Regions from separate parts of the Homo sapiens genome. Here region 2 is linked to region 1. Evidence: read pairs that join two places in POLR2A ChIA-PET (ENCODE). Cell type or tissue: endothelial cell of umbilical vein. All regions are shown on one strand. Each heading gives the region's core, and the rest is flanking DNA. Links, peaks and the distances in the headings are about the cores only.

Region 1 (7,571 bases), core at 1,791-4,290:
AGAATAAAAATATATCCAAGAATCATTAGGTAATCCATCTACCCACTCAGGTTAGCACTGTCTTGATCCTACAAAATAATAAATCTGTTTTATATGAAGAGTTTAGAAAGAATTAAGAGAAATGTAGAAAGCCAGAAACAGATAGATGGAAAATGATGAAAGAAAATCAGGATAATTGCATCAAAGGACAAAAAAGCTAAAGGATGACTTACTGCTGGACTTTTAGGCATGAAGAAGGCAAGGCAGAGGCAATGATCTTGAGATACAGTGGAAGGTACTGAGTTTACCCATTAGGGAAACTTTCTTGACAAAGTGTGTTATTAATCATGGAACTGTGTTATCTGTAAAGACAATGGTTTTTCAAGGCTGGAAGTCCTTACAAGCAAACGAACAAACAAAAGGCATTCATCCACACTACCCTTTAGAGGAAAATTGATTTAAGCCAATAGGCTGTATTAAGTGATTCTCAGGATGGTTGGCCCTCTAATTATTCTAAGACTATTTCTGCAAATAAAGTAATGTTAACAATTTCCATTAGCAGGTGGGAGAAGGAAGCCAGAGGGATGAGCACATACATGAAGATTCTCGTGTCTGCCAGTTGTCACTAATGAAATGGGAGTAGGGTGAGGTAAAAGCCTTCCTGAGTACCTTTGCTGCATGAGCTCAAAACAACTCAGAATCAAGAGTCTTCTTGCCAAAAGCAGCTTTCCAAGCAGGACTGATATTTTTGGCCTTGATTTGTACTGATCAACAAGTATATGTCTGTAGGGATTAAATTAATTAGAGGAGATTTGCTGGATAATGTTCAAAGACAATAAAATTCCTCAAGGTTTATAGGCCATACAAGTTGAAGCACAAAATGGTACACCTTGGGGGAGGATTAAGGAACTAATTTTATACCCGAAGTACTGTCATTTTCTAACCTCATGCAAAAGGGGGACTTTGCTTCAACACGTTTCCAATTGGAGACTAGGTTAATTTCTATAGAGTTACATTTGCTGGGAAATAAATCTTGAAAAGATAAACTTAGAAACAAAGGATTACATGAATAAGCATGCAGTATAAAAGGCAAGTAGCCTATTTAAAATAAAAGTTTTCCTGGCCAGGCGCGGTGGCTCAGGCCTGTGACCCCAGCACTTTGGGAAGCTAAGGCAGGCAAATCACTTGAGCCCAGGAGTTCCAGACCAGCTTGACCAACATGGTAAAACCTTGTCTCTACTAAAAACATAAAAATTAGCCAGGCACAATGACACACACCTGAAATCCCAGCTAAAAGGGAGGCTGAGGTATGAGAATCACTTGAACCTGGGAGGCGAAGGTTGCAGTGAGTCAAGATTGCACTACCACTGCACTCCAGCCTGGGTGACACAGCAAGACTCTGTATCAAAAAAATAAAATAAAAATGTTTTTCAAGTGTTCAAAGGAAAGGGAGGGGATATTAAGCAGTTTTCCATTAAATTTGTTTTAAAATAGAACAATAGAGTGGTTTGCCTTAATTAAGCCATATAATAAATTTCCAGATGAAAAGGGCTGTTAAATTTGGGGCAAATCAATTTTTGAAGCTGTGGAATCTTTTAAAAACAGTTTAAAATACATATTTTCAACTAGGCTGGCTGCATGGGAGTATAGTCCTTTCCTACAAGGTGGGAGACAGAGATACAACTTGACAAGATTTCTTCTAATCCTAAACAACCTCATGGTTGCCTGTGCTCTATGACTTAAGGGTTACCCAAAGGCCCACCTGCATGAAGACATTTTAAAGATCCTGTCTGTCAATCATTAGAATCAATCAGGGAAGGGCCCTAAAATTTACATTTCTAGGTAAGTTCTCAGATGATGTCCCTACTGCTGGTCCAGGGACCATACTGTGAGAACCACTAGTCTAAAGTCATCTCTTTTTCCTTTTTCCATAACACAGAGGGAAAGCGCCAAAGACCCAACACTTTAACTCGTAGTCTGCCACTGCTGAACATGAAAATTTTTACATTATGCTTAATTGGCACCTCCCATAAGACTTATATCAAATTAGTTACTGACTAGGCAATTGAGTTTAGTCATGGCCCATTCTATTAAAAAAAAAAACACAAAAACAGACAATTTGTTCAAGTTCTGAAAAGCCACATGACAAAAAAAGAAATATTTCTTTGGATAGTTCTAGAAGATACGAGTCCACCAGATCTTCCCTACCTACCTCCTAGTACCCCAAATTCAACGTTAAAAAAATAAACAAATAAAGCTATTTCAGATTCTAAGTGGCATTTCACATTTCAGAGCCTTCCACAGGCAATGTAAAGGAATGAAGAGATGTAATGACACAAACAACTAAGAAGCCTGACCTTAGAGACTTCCATCTTGAGAAAGTGAAATGCAAAGTAATCATTAAGGCCTTGAACATACCGAAATATGCATGTCAACATTGCCTATTTCAAACGCTATTTTCCCCAGTGTTACAATATGCCCAATAACAAATATTCTTGTTTATTCTGTTAATGATGATTTACAATATTTTTTTGTTTTTTTTTTATTTTGTTTTTGAGATGGAGTCTCACTCTGTCACCCAGGCTGGAGTGCAGTGATGCTATCTCGGCTCACTGCAACCTTTGCCTCCCAGGTGCAAGCGATTCTCCTGCCTCAGCCTCCCAGGTAGCTGGGATTACAGGCACGTGCCACCACACCCAGCTAATTTTTTTTTGTATTATTAGTAGAAACAGGGTTTTACCATGTTGGCCAGGCTGTTCTCAAACTTCTGACCTCAGGTGATCCACCCGCCTCAGCCTCCCAAAGTCCTAGGATTACAAGAGTGAGCCACCATGCCCGGCCTACAATATTGTATTTAATTGCTTGTAGAAGTACCATGTAGAAAGTACCATCTCTAAGACTGATTCCTTTATCCAGTCAATATTTTATGACTAGCTAAGAAGCATACTTTTATAGAAAATATATTTTAAGTCAATTGTATACATATAAGTTGAATTATTATACGTGTAGTATGAATCTTTGTTAAAGTAGCTTACAATGAATCTTTTGATTAGTATTGATTAGTTTTTTTTAGTTTTTATAGTATCCATGTTTTTTTAGTTTTTATAGTTTTATAGTATACATATAAGTTGAATTATTATACGTGTAGTATGAATCTTTGTTAAAGTAGCTTACAATGAATCTTTTGATTAGTATTGATTAGTGTTTTTAAGTTAAATAATTTAACTTTCTATTCAACATTGACAAGCTTTAGCTTTGATGTAACAGCTTGGCATATGAGAAACTGAAACACAACAACTTTATGTTCTTTACAGAAGGCAATTCTGCTTTTCATAAAACTTGGCCCTTTATTGTGAAAATAATTTGAATAACAAAAGAAAAGAAAGGGCTGGGCATGGTGGCTCATGCCTGTAATCCTAGCACTTTGGGAGGCCAAGGCAGGTGGATCACCTGAGGTCAGGAATTCACGACCAGCCTGGCCAACATGGTGAAACCCTGTCTTTACTAAAAATACAAAAATTAGCCAGGCGCGGTGGCATGTGCCTGTAATCTCAGCTACCCAGGAGGCTGGTCAGGAGAATCACTGGAACTTGGAAGGTGGAGGCTGCAGTGAACCGAGATAGCACCATTGCACTCCACCCTGGGCTACAGAGCAAGACTCTGTCTCAAAAAAAAGAAAGAAAAGAAAGGAAGGAATGATGGAAGGAAGGAAGGAAGGAAATTTATTCTTTTCTTTAAATGGGAGGTGATTCTAAACTCTATACTTTGAGATTGCTCTGTCAAGATTTAGCATAAATAACTTCCTAATTGAATAGTAGGAAGTTCATAAATACCAGCTAAAGTTATGAATAATGTACAACATCTCCAGTGCCCTGCATACACCACCAGTTAGGTCTTATCCAGTGGATTTTAGTCAGCTACACAGGAATGAGGGAATGAGAAATTTTATAATTTAAATGAACTATTTTATCTTGATGTTTTCAAAGCATTTGAGTTCAAGTTCTTACAGATGTATACATGTCGATACCTGTGACCAAAATGCTACAGATCCCATCTTGTGAAACACATTTAAATGGTTATCACTTTCCAAAGGTCTTAATTACCAATACCTGTTAAAAGACATAGCTGAGTCCAAAATTCTCTAATTTTACAACTGTGTAACACATCCACTTCAAAAGTTTGTATACTCACAGAAGTCTGATAACTGCTCACTAGAAAGTGGAACATCTCACATAAAGTGAAAAGACAGGCAGATAGTAACACATGTCCTTTTTGTAAGATGCGGTTGAGTTTAGAGCTCCATCTGTTCCCAGACTTGAGAAGTCTGGGGTTTTCTCAAAACCACCACAAAAGATTTGTATGTTGTACCAACAGAATGTACATATTTTATAAGCATTGTCTGGGCCAAATAATCATTTAAAAATAAATCCCTATTCTCATAACCAAGAATATTTAAAACATTCAGTAAGAATGCTCCAGCCTTTAACAAAATACCATTAGACCCTCATATATTGTCACTATTTATCATTTGGGAAGCATCACTTTTCTTATAAAAAGAGGAAAAAGGTGATAGCCAGTTTTCCCAATCTGCAGGGGTATTGTCAGGACTTCACCCTTGAGAAAAGTGGATTTCTCTGTAGTTTCCTCACCAAAATTGTTTCAAGCTCTTTCTTGCAATTTTCTGCAAGAAAACACTGCAAAGCAAACATCAGTGATCTAACATCAGGCAAGCTTTCCTCCTTGATAATAAATACGTTAGTTTGGAACAGGCTCACAAAGAATCCAGACAGCTCCGATCTGGCCCTATTCCAGGAGAGAAGCGTCTGGTGTCGGGAAGAAACACTCAGCTGTCTTTCAGATGTGTACTTCTATCTACCCCTACTGTCTGCAGCTTGAAACAGAAGTGGTGGCTATTAAAGACCTGTCTTTTGGGCACTGGTGTAAAACATCTTTGCTAAATACTGTGGACAGTCAACTGAAAACATCCTGTATTTACTGGGAATTGATCTTTTGAAATGGTATGGTATATGTCAGGTTAGATACTAGAGAGTTAACAAGAATTACAGGCCGCTGTTTGTCAGGATTAACAGTCAGAATTATAGCATTAGTGTAGGCAATCCAGAGTTCCTTTTTGAATCAAATTTACATACTTTCCCCACGGGCTTCAGGGATGCCAGTCAGGTGCTGAGCTAGCAGCTTCTTTTGTATAAGTTGCATGTGCTAGGGCTTAGCCAAAAGCCCAAGCATGGGGCATTTGGCCAACTTCTCCACATATGCAGTACACCGACTTAGGAAGGAAGTAATAGTGTTTCTACCACAACACCTCACTTAATGCTTGATAAGAGGGAATGTGCTCATAACTTACTGCAAAGCACAAAGAAGATGATAAGAACAACATTTAGCAAGAGACTCTCAGCAGCTTTGCTTGTGCAGTTCCTAAAGACTGACTCAAATGTCACAAAAGGTTAAAAGAGACCGGGTTGCAAGGCAGAAGCAGTCCTTAGGTGTTGAGAGTGCACCAGAAGCCCCTAAGTCAGCAGGGTTCAGAAGAAGAAGTGGATATGGTGGCTGCCACGTAGGGCAAGCCTGGAACAAGGCAGCGGAATGTCATAAGCACCGGACCCAAGTCAGGGACCAACAGCCAGTGAGGAACCAAGACCTAGTTATGACAGAACAACAAAGATTAGCTGGGAGTCACTCAAGAAGTGGGGAAAACCAGAGTCAGTTTGAACCCAAGACTGGATTGATGGTGAAGTCAAAACAAGGTGGAAGGCAAGTAAAAAGCAAAGTTAGAAACAAAGCAAGGGGCGTCAAGCATGATTGAAACTCAGTTACCTCTGGATATCCAGAAATCCAATGCTAAAGCATTAATCACAAACTCAAATGACTGCAGCTCCAGGCTGGTGACCTGAAGGTAGGGATCTGGTGGCTAAGGGTATGACAAAGAGAGTTGTAGTGTGTAGGGCCAACCCTAGAGAGAGGGTTTTTCATTCCATTTTAAAAACATATCTCATATTATATTCTGGCAGCTGAATATATCCACCATCGCATGTTCTAAGATAGGCACTAGGTTAAGTAACGGAGGAGGACTAGTTCAGGAGGTCTGATGGAGTAGGGTTACCTGCCTTGAAGATCATGCCGAGGGAGGTTCTATAGAAAATAAAGCCATTGATTTATCAGCCAGGCATGTGATTGTAGAAAACGAGACACTTAAAACAAAATACAAATTTGCATAGATTCAATGTGCACCACAATTTATCCTCCAGCAATTTATCGAGTTCTACTTAATAGCTCTAAAAGCAGGAAAAACAAACTTTAAAGATAAACCATACAAACTTATTAAATATGCGTTAGCCCAGGAGGGTAGAAAGTTGTTAGAGAACTGGGGAATGTAAATGTAGACAACTGGAGGTGAAAATGGGGAAGGAAACAGCTAAGAAAACAATAATGTTAACAGAGGAAGTCAACTGTTGAGGCAATAGTCACATTACAGGTGAAATAGCAATATCTATGCCACAAAACTAAAAAAAATAGCAGGAAATCATGAAAATACAATGGGGCAGCAATCGAAATGAACATGAACATACATGGAGTAACCTGTTCTATGGGGAAGGCACCACTCTGTGGTTAGGTGCGGGGCTTCAATGACTAGATGCCCAGGTTGGACATTTGTAGTGTGTAGGGCCAACCCTAGAGAGATGGTTTCTCATTCCATTTTAAAAACATATCTGATATTATATTCTGGTAGCTGTATTTATCCACCATTGCATGTTCTAAGACAGGCAGCCTGCTAGGTGGCACTAGCTGGGTGACCTTAACCAAGTTAGTTAACCCCTGTATAGGTCATTTTTCTTCTCTGAAAAATGGGAACACTTATACAAATAAGGTTATCTTACAGGGCTGTTATGAAGAATGAAATTGTATTTGCAGAGCACTCAAACCCTGCTTGGCATACAGTCTTATGTAAGTTTAAATATAAATGTACTGGGTAATTTACAAATATTATTTTACTTAATCCTATCACATCTACAAGATTATTATTCTCAAATCACATTTGATAGATAAATTAAGGTTCAAATTATATCAGTAACTTTCTAAGGATCACAGAGCTGGGAGTTGGCAGGGCTGGATTAGGTGTCTCACCTTCTTATTGTATCACACTACCACCAGCTCCAGGGCATAAAAAATGTCACATTCTAGCAGCCCGCCTGGCAACTTTCTCCACATTGAGGTTTCTGTTTCCTAACAGTTTATTTTCTAGAATAGTTCTTACCTTTAGAAATTGACCAAACTCTTTACCAGGACTGTCAGAAATGGTTAAATTACATGCAACCATATTGGGAATTAGAAGATAGGAGGAGAAATAGATTTTCTCATGAATATGCAAATGAAATTTATCTATATATTTAAAACAGGCATTAAGAGAAAATGTGAGCCTCTGTCAGAGATAGAATGATGCTGGAAGTAAGTTTGTGGAATTCACTATCTTAACTATTGTGAAATAATTATACTGTCAACACATTGAAGTTTCTTATCTAAATGTGAGCAACTCCAAGCCATACATCAGAATAAAGGTCCAAAAAAAGAAGAAG
Region 2 (7,571 bases), core at 3,079-5,578, 93 kb before region 1:
TGCAATCAGTTTGGGTTTTTCTTTTGTTTTTATCACTTCCTAACCTGTCAGGAATATTACAACCTTATGATTAATGCAACAACAAGCTTTAAGGAAAGAAAAAAATTGACCCTCACACTTCAAGTTTCCTCACCTTTCAGTTTTAGGCAGTTGTCTGCTTTTTAGTCGTTCGCTTTTGCTTTTTTTTTTTTTTTGCGGTGTATCTTACTCAAAGCATTATAATTAAGTAATAGATGAAATATAAAATATTATTTAATTTTAAAAGACAAGACTTTTCCCTCAAGTATCTTCAATTCTTTAAAAAATTGGCTCTCCAGTTTTCATAATTTCTTCACATGATAAGCAAAAGGCCAAGGGTTTTGATATTCAGGAGGAGGAAAACTTAGATATGCAGAATATTTGAATAAAACTACCCAGCCCATGGCATAATGGTCAGAATGGCAGGGGGTAGAGGGAAGAGAGAGAAAAAGAAAGATTATAAGACAAAGACAAGGAGAACAACAGAGGTATTTCTGAATTCTCCTTCATTCTGGACTTTACATTACTGAAGTATGACTTTTCATATTTTCTTATAAACATAAAGCACCAGTTGAAAAATGAATAAATATAAGAACACTGAATAGATACCCTTCAAAACAAGATATTTGGGTTTTAGTCTAGCTCAGAAATTATCCAGCTCTATGAAATTAAAAAATTATTGGATACTCTCTATGCCTCTCTTTTTGTTTTTTTCTCCTGAGATGGATTCTCACTCTGTCACCAGGCTGGAGTACAGTGGTTCCATCTCGGCTCACTGCAACCTCCATCTCCTGAGTTGCTGGGACTACAGGAATGCACCACGACGCCCAGCTAATTTTTGCATTTTAGTAGAGACGAGGTTTCACCATGTTGGCCAGGATGATCTCAATCTCTTGACTTCGTGATCCACTGGCCTTGTCCTCCCAAAGTCTATGACTCTTTTGATGAGGAGATTGAACAATCCCCTTTCCAGCTCTAAGATTTCACGATTGAAAGTTTGTGGAATTGTCTTTCTAGTAGCCCACTGCACAAGGTGCTGGATATATAGAGTATACCTGACCTACGGAAAATGTGGAATTATCTGATATGGTTTCACAATTTTCAAAATAAAAGCTAGGTTTCTTTTCCATATATTTATTTCTTAACTGTGTATGTGTGTGTATGAGTTTGTATACCTTTATATGGAAAATAGTAAAACCCTACCAACCTTACATCCTGCAATAAAGTTAATTTGGTTATAACACTGTTGGTGACTGACTCTTGGACCCTAAAACTCCCAGTCAGCTGGTTAAGCTAGTTAAACCCCAAACATCTCATTAAGCTCTCAATAATATAAACAAACATTTTATGCATTTGAATTGTTGGTTCTTATTTATACTTCTATGTTGGGATTTTGCTGATATCTCTGAGTCTGTGTTTGTGTATTTATCTCAGCAAATATAAATGCAAGGGTGGTTGCTTCCTTTCTTGCTGTGATGTACAATGACTGTTCTATGTTAAATGTGAAAAAAAAAACTGTCAATAGAGGGGTCAGGAGACAGGCTGCTATTTTAAAGATGCCACTGGACTTTCTGGATGCCACCAAGTCCTTTCTGTTGCAGGAGAATTTCCTGATCAATGGTTTCATACATGCAGGACAGTGATCAGACAGTCTCAAAAGAGCTATCATTGAAAATCCATTTAAGGATGAAACATATTCAGATGAAATGAATAAATTCTAACAACTAACTACAAGAAATTCTCACAGATGCAGTACAAATGGGCCTTCTAAAACAATTCTTCATCCTAGTTTCTTTCTCAGCATTTTTATAGACAGAATTTTTCCCCTCTCCTCAGTTGAACAAGAAAGAACAAAAGTAGATTCCCCAAAGGAGGAATCATTTGTACTAAGTTTCTTTATGTAGGTCACCTCTGATGTGTTCTTGGTTGCATTTCAACGGCTAAATTTCCCATGTCAAGCTTTCCGTTCTGATGGCTCTGCACATAAAGCCTATTGCTTTCAAATAGAATAATTGTCTAAATTCCCTGTTTGAATGTTGAAGTATACTACATGTTCTACAGATGCTCAATACATTATTGGTAATGTTAGTAATGTGATAGAAAATGGCAGAATGTTTTAATTTGAGGTGTCTCTGTGTGTGTACCTTTTAATATGTTAACAGGAAAAAAAGTTTCTCATTAAGCTAGTCTAAATTAAAGAGAAGTGACTATCACCTACACTCAAATGATTATAAATGTATGACTTTGTTTTCAGCCTCTGATTTACCACACCAGTTTTCCTAGCCTTTTTTCATCTCAGTTATCAGTATTATAAATATCTCTTGGGTCTATTTCCTACTCTGTATTCCAACTGTCATTGTCATGGTTCAAGCCTTTGGCAAGCCATTCTTCACCTCTAAATCCATTCTCTACTCTATCAACTGTTTCTAAAAATAGATTTCATCAATTTACTTCTGCATAAGAACAATCCCCAGTTCCTCACTGCCTGTAAAATAAAATTTAAACACCTTAATGAGGCATTCAAAATCTCTGATATTCTTTCACCAACTTATTTATTTAGCCTCATTCATTCATGTGCTCATGTAATCATTCAGCAATAGAATGAAAGTACCCCCCTAAGATATTAAGTGTCCCACTAGAATATGAGCTCCAGGAGAGTAGGTACATATATAGTTGATTTTATTCACTAGTGTTTACCAAATATCTAGAACAGTATTGGCATTAATAGATGCTTTAAAAATACTTCTGATACGGACAGGAGGCAGGAAAATACTGGGTAGAAGAGGGCAGTTCCTGGGCAAAGGCCCCACCTTCAAGCCTGAAAACAACAGCCCTAAATGAGAACAAGTTACTCCTGTTTTCTCACTGAAATGTTGCTTTGTCTAAAACCACCCTGGCCCACCACACCCCCCCATTTTATACCCATCAAAACCCCAAACTCCACTGGCAGAAGAGCAGAGCAGTACAGCAGAAAAGGAAAGAAGAGAAGAAGCATCTGAACGTCGAGAGGGGTTCGGCTGGGGACGGTGGGAGAGGAGTTCAGCTGGGGACAGCCAAACTCCAGCAGAAGATTCTATTCCCACTCCATCCCCTTTCCAGCTCCCCATCCCACTGAGAGCCACCTCCATCACTCAATAAAATCTCTGCACCCTTCAAATCCATGACATGATTCTTCCTGGATGCTGGAGAAAAACCTGGGTACCAAGAGGGTATAAAAGGCTGTCACCCTGACTCTCCACTGAGCTGGTTAACACTTAGTCATCTGCAGATGGCAATTGCTAAAAGAGCATTAATTTTAACACACCCCTAGACGCTGCCATGGGACCAGAGCCCAAAACCGCTTGCCCCGGCCCCAGCACCTGCTGACCTGCATGCTGCCCCTCCTTCAGGGGGTTTGAGCATGGCAGCTAAGTGAGCCACACCCTTGTTGCAAATCCCGTGAAGGAAGCAAGGGAATTCTCCCATCTGACTTTGAGAATTAATGAATTCAGCAATACTTGCTGAATACTTGTTATTTTATTTCACACAGCTTGACATTGGGAACTCAGTGATTGAAGCCATTGTCTTTATTTTTAAGGAGGTAGCCAGGTAAATTGACATTATAGGAAGTTCAGTGTGCATATGTAAACATCAGTCTGGTTTCTGTAGTGATAAACACCTAGAAGTAGGGTCATATTTTATTCATCTCTATATTCTTTGTTGTTAACTGAAGATTTATTAAATGTTGACTAAATAAATCGATCTAAGAATGCAATTAAGGCAGAATGTCTGAAAGCTGTGATAAACAAAAATAATTCCCCCCCAAACATGTTTAGATCCTAATTCTAGGAATCTGTGAATATGTTATATTATATGACAAAGGGGATTTTGCTGATGTTATTTAAGATTAAGGACCTTGATATGGGGAAATTATACTAGATTATCCAGGCAGGCCCAATCTAATTACATAAATCCTTAAAAGTAAAGGAGGAAGGAAGATGAGTGAGTCAGTGAAATGTAATTTGAGAAAAGAGGAAGGGAGGCATGAGCTAAGGAATGTGGAGGCCTACAGAAGCTAGAACAATTCTCAGCTGACAGCTAACAAGAAAATAGGGACTTCAGTCCTGTAACTGCAAGGAACTGAATTCTGCCAACAACTCAAATGAGCAGGAAATGGAACCTCTGAAAGAAACATAGTGTTGCCTATACTTTGAGTGTAGCCTGGTGAGAACATTACCAAACTTCTGACCTACATAACTGTATGAGATCAATCTGTGTTCTTTTAAGGTGTTAAGTTTGTGACAATTTGTTTGGCAATAGTAGCAAGCAAGTACAGTGTTCATTCTTGGAAGGCTGGCCAAAGTGAGCCTCTGTCATGGGTTCTCATGACCAAAAATAAAGTGATTATCCTTGAAAGTTCAACAATACAACTTACCTAGCAAAGAACATGCACAGATGGAAAATCAATTACACAAAAGAAAACTGCTCTTCACAAATGGAATTTAGATAAAGCCATTTCCCAAAATAATGACTGCTGATTGGATCATTAGATTTGATATTTGATTTCAGATTTCATATTTGATATTCATGTGCTATGAAAAATCTGCACATATGTAGCCTTTGGAGTATGTATTCAAATTGTTATGCCCTTGAAGTCTAACTTTGACATCAGGAAAGTTCTGAGTTACAGTCTTCATCTCAGTCCAATGACCATAGTGGTACAAGAACAGTACTTTATAGGTAAAGAAGCACAAGGATATAAATTAAACAGAAAATCTTCTTAGCCATGAAAGAGCAAGTTGACCCAAGACTGACATTTATATCTGTGTGAATCATTCACTGCACAATGGGCAAGCTGTGCTAAAACCCAGGCCACGCTCTGCTCACAAAGCCATGTGCTCCGTCATAGAGCAGTGATCTCTTGGAGGAAGAGGCCCCTTGAAGGCAACACCATAAAGATAAACAGGTTCTGCCTGACATAACTCCAGAAGCTGTCCTTTACAAAGACCACTATGAGAATGGTATTCCCTAGAGGTGTGCTATGCAGTGGCTCTAGACATCTTTTTGTAGTTTGCTTGCCAAGAATTCTCCATGCAAGCTATTTTATCAAGGAGGGTGGCATTTTCCAATTCTTGCAATGGTGTCACATATGCTAATGGTGATCCTGGTTGAGCCTGATACTGGGAATGAATACGTCTTGACTTTTTATGCCATTGATACACAAAGCAGCCAGTAGCCAGGTACAGAAAAATGAACAGGGAAGCTAAGGTCTGGATTTGTCAGTGATTTAGGGCAAATGAAAGTGATCTCTGTGTCCTATTTGCAGGAAACCACATGGAGATTATAAGTCTCTGTCCCAAACAAAGGTGGAAGATGAATTCAGAAGTTTTAGCCACCCAGCAAAGGTACACACTATAGCCTATTCTTGGGCTAGAAGCCATGAAAATGAAAAATCCAACCAAACCCATTTTCTATTCTCCTCCAGAATCTGCCTGCCTTGAGTCTCTGTCCAGTGTTTTTAGTTACTTGTTCTTTGCGTTTTGTCCAGGGTTTTTACTTTTTATCTTCAGAAAGGCTGGTCTAATAGGAGCTATTCTGCCACACTAGGAGCAGACTTTTCACTAGCTTTACTTTTGTCAAATGTGTCCAGGTGTTACTGGTTTGTGCAAGAAATGTTAATTATAAATAGCACAAGCATGACCACATACCTTAGTGTGCATACGTAAGGCTTTGTCCTGGCATACCATGCAGTTTAGCATTTGTACTGGACTAAAGTATTCTGGCTTCAACAATAGAAAATATATATAGTCACCCTAGACATAAGATGTTTTAGCAAAAGAAAAACTGTATCTTCCAGAAGACAAATGAAGAAAAAAAAAAAAAAAGGACTCATGAGATAGCAAGGAAAGTTTGCTTCGATACTTATCTACCTTTTACCCAAGGAGAGAGCATTATATGTTTGAAGACACCCTTGGGACAGTAACCTATTTCTATGTTAATTATGATAATAGTCCGCCTAAGCACTCCTTTGTTGAAATTTAATCCCATTTTCTCTCATCTTGTACTTTGTATAAATTGATAGTGTGTTCCTTTCTTCCTTAAAATTACCCTTCATATACTTCAAGAGAATTAGAATATCACCTCTTAGCTGTATCCTTCAGACTGAGTAACCCCAATTTCTCTTTCTCTATCATAAGTACGCTTTTACTTCTTTTTAATAATTTGACATGCTGTCCTCCACTCTGAACAGCATTCCAAATAGCTTTTGGAAAATATAAGACTGACCCTATGACCCAATGATTCTACTCACAGGTACATCTTCAACAGAAATGGAGGCCTGTGTCCACGCAAAGACTTGTCACAAAAACGCAGACAGCAGCTTTAACCCAAGTATCTATTTAGGTGTATGTGGAGGAGTAGGGATTTAGGGTCATGTTTTGCTTTGGAATAGAAAAGGGATGAGAGAACTCCCTGGGGAAGATAGAAATGTTCTATACCTTGATGTGGATGGTAGTAACATGAACATACATGTAAAAATAACTTATTTATAAATAGTTTATTTAGTAAATATAATTAATTATATTAATTAATACATAATTAAATATAATATAATTAATTATATTAATTAATATATAATTAAATATAATATAATTAATTATATATAACATATAATATATTATAAATTATTTAGTAACTATATATAGTACATATATTTACTAAATTGCTAATTTAAATTTATACAGTACATATATTTACTAAATTACTAATTTAATTAGTAAATAGATGCTGTTTCTACATGTCTAAATATTATATAATGAAATACATACATACATATATGTGTGCATATATAACTAGAAATACATGTATATAGATGCCTACATGTGTGCCTATGTGTGTATGCATATATATGAAAGCCAAACGTTGCTTCACAAAGTTATCAATGATGAAAGATCTTAAAACTTAAATCTGTAGCCTTCCTAACTGTTCTTTGCATGACAGAACAGATTGACTTTCTAACAAGATGGACAAAGAAAAAAAGCCTCAAGGACTCTTGTGGAAATAGGGACTGTTTAACAGCAGATAGATGAACACACCAGCAAGACACCTCCAGGTGGGAAAGTACATCTGATTGGAGAATGCTGTCCACAGATGCTTCACAGCACGTCTGCAGGTGACAGAAAAGTCATCAAAAAACTCAGCAATTAATTATGCCAACTTGTCTAAGTTCAATATCTCTGGGTCTCCAACCTCTAAAATTTCTGGTTATAGGAGTTGCTGTAAGCATAGAAAAAAGATCAGGGGATTGAGATAGGATAACCCTGGAAGTATGTCAATCCCATAGTGTTCTCTGCCTAGCTATGTGACCCTCTGAAATTCTGTTCACCTCTGAGGTGTTCAGTTGCCTCATTAGGTAAATGGGATAATGTCTAGCCTTTTCTGAAAATTAAGTGAAATAATATCTAGGAAGTGCTTAGTAAAATGGTGGCAGAGAAAAGAAAAATTAATAATACCTTAAAATTTTCATCTGTATTAAATCCATGAAAAGATCATAGAGTTAATTATCTTACCAATTT

The links. Peaks named below come from ENCODE experiments on the same cell type or tissue, not always from the same donor. Only the 100,000 strongest peaks of a DNase experiment are listed, where the experiment ranks them.
Region 2: POLR2A ChIA-PET joins it to region 1 with 5 read pairs; 2 of 35 experiments call an interaction of 5 or more read pairs at or near these places.

Annotation. Positions count from the first base shown.
Region 1 is chr3:29,142,260-29,149,830 of GRCh38, reverse strand. No RefSeq gene overlaps it. Among named protein-coding and RNA genes, the nearest start is that of RBMS3-AS3, 130 kb to the left of the region's middle. In endothelial cell of umbilical vein, for the core only: no CTCF peak of the experiment used is centred there; no DNase peak of the experiment used is centred there.
Region 2 is chr3:29,236,872-29,244,442 of GRCh38, reverse strand. No RefSeq gene overlaps it. Among named protein-coding and RNA genes, the nearest start is that of RBMS3-AS3, 40 kb to the left of the region's middle. In endothelial cell of umbilical vein, for the core only: no CTCF peak of the experiment used is centred there; a DNase peak (open chromatin) is centred at 4,052; H3K27ac peaks cover 1,854 bases.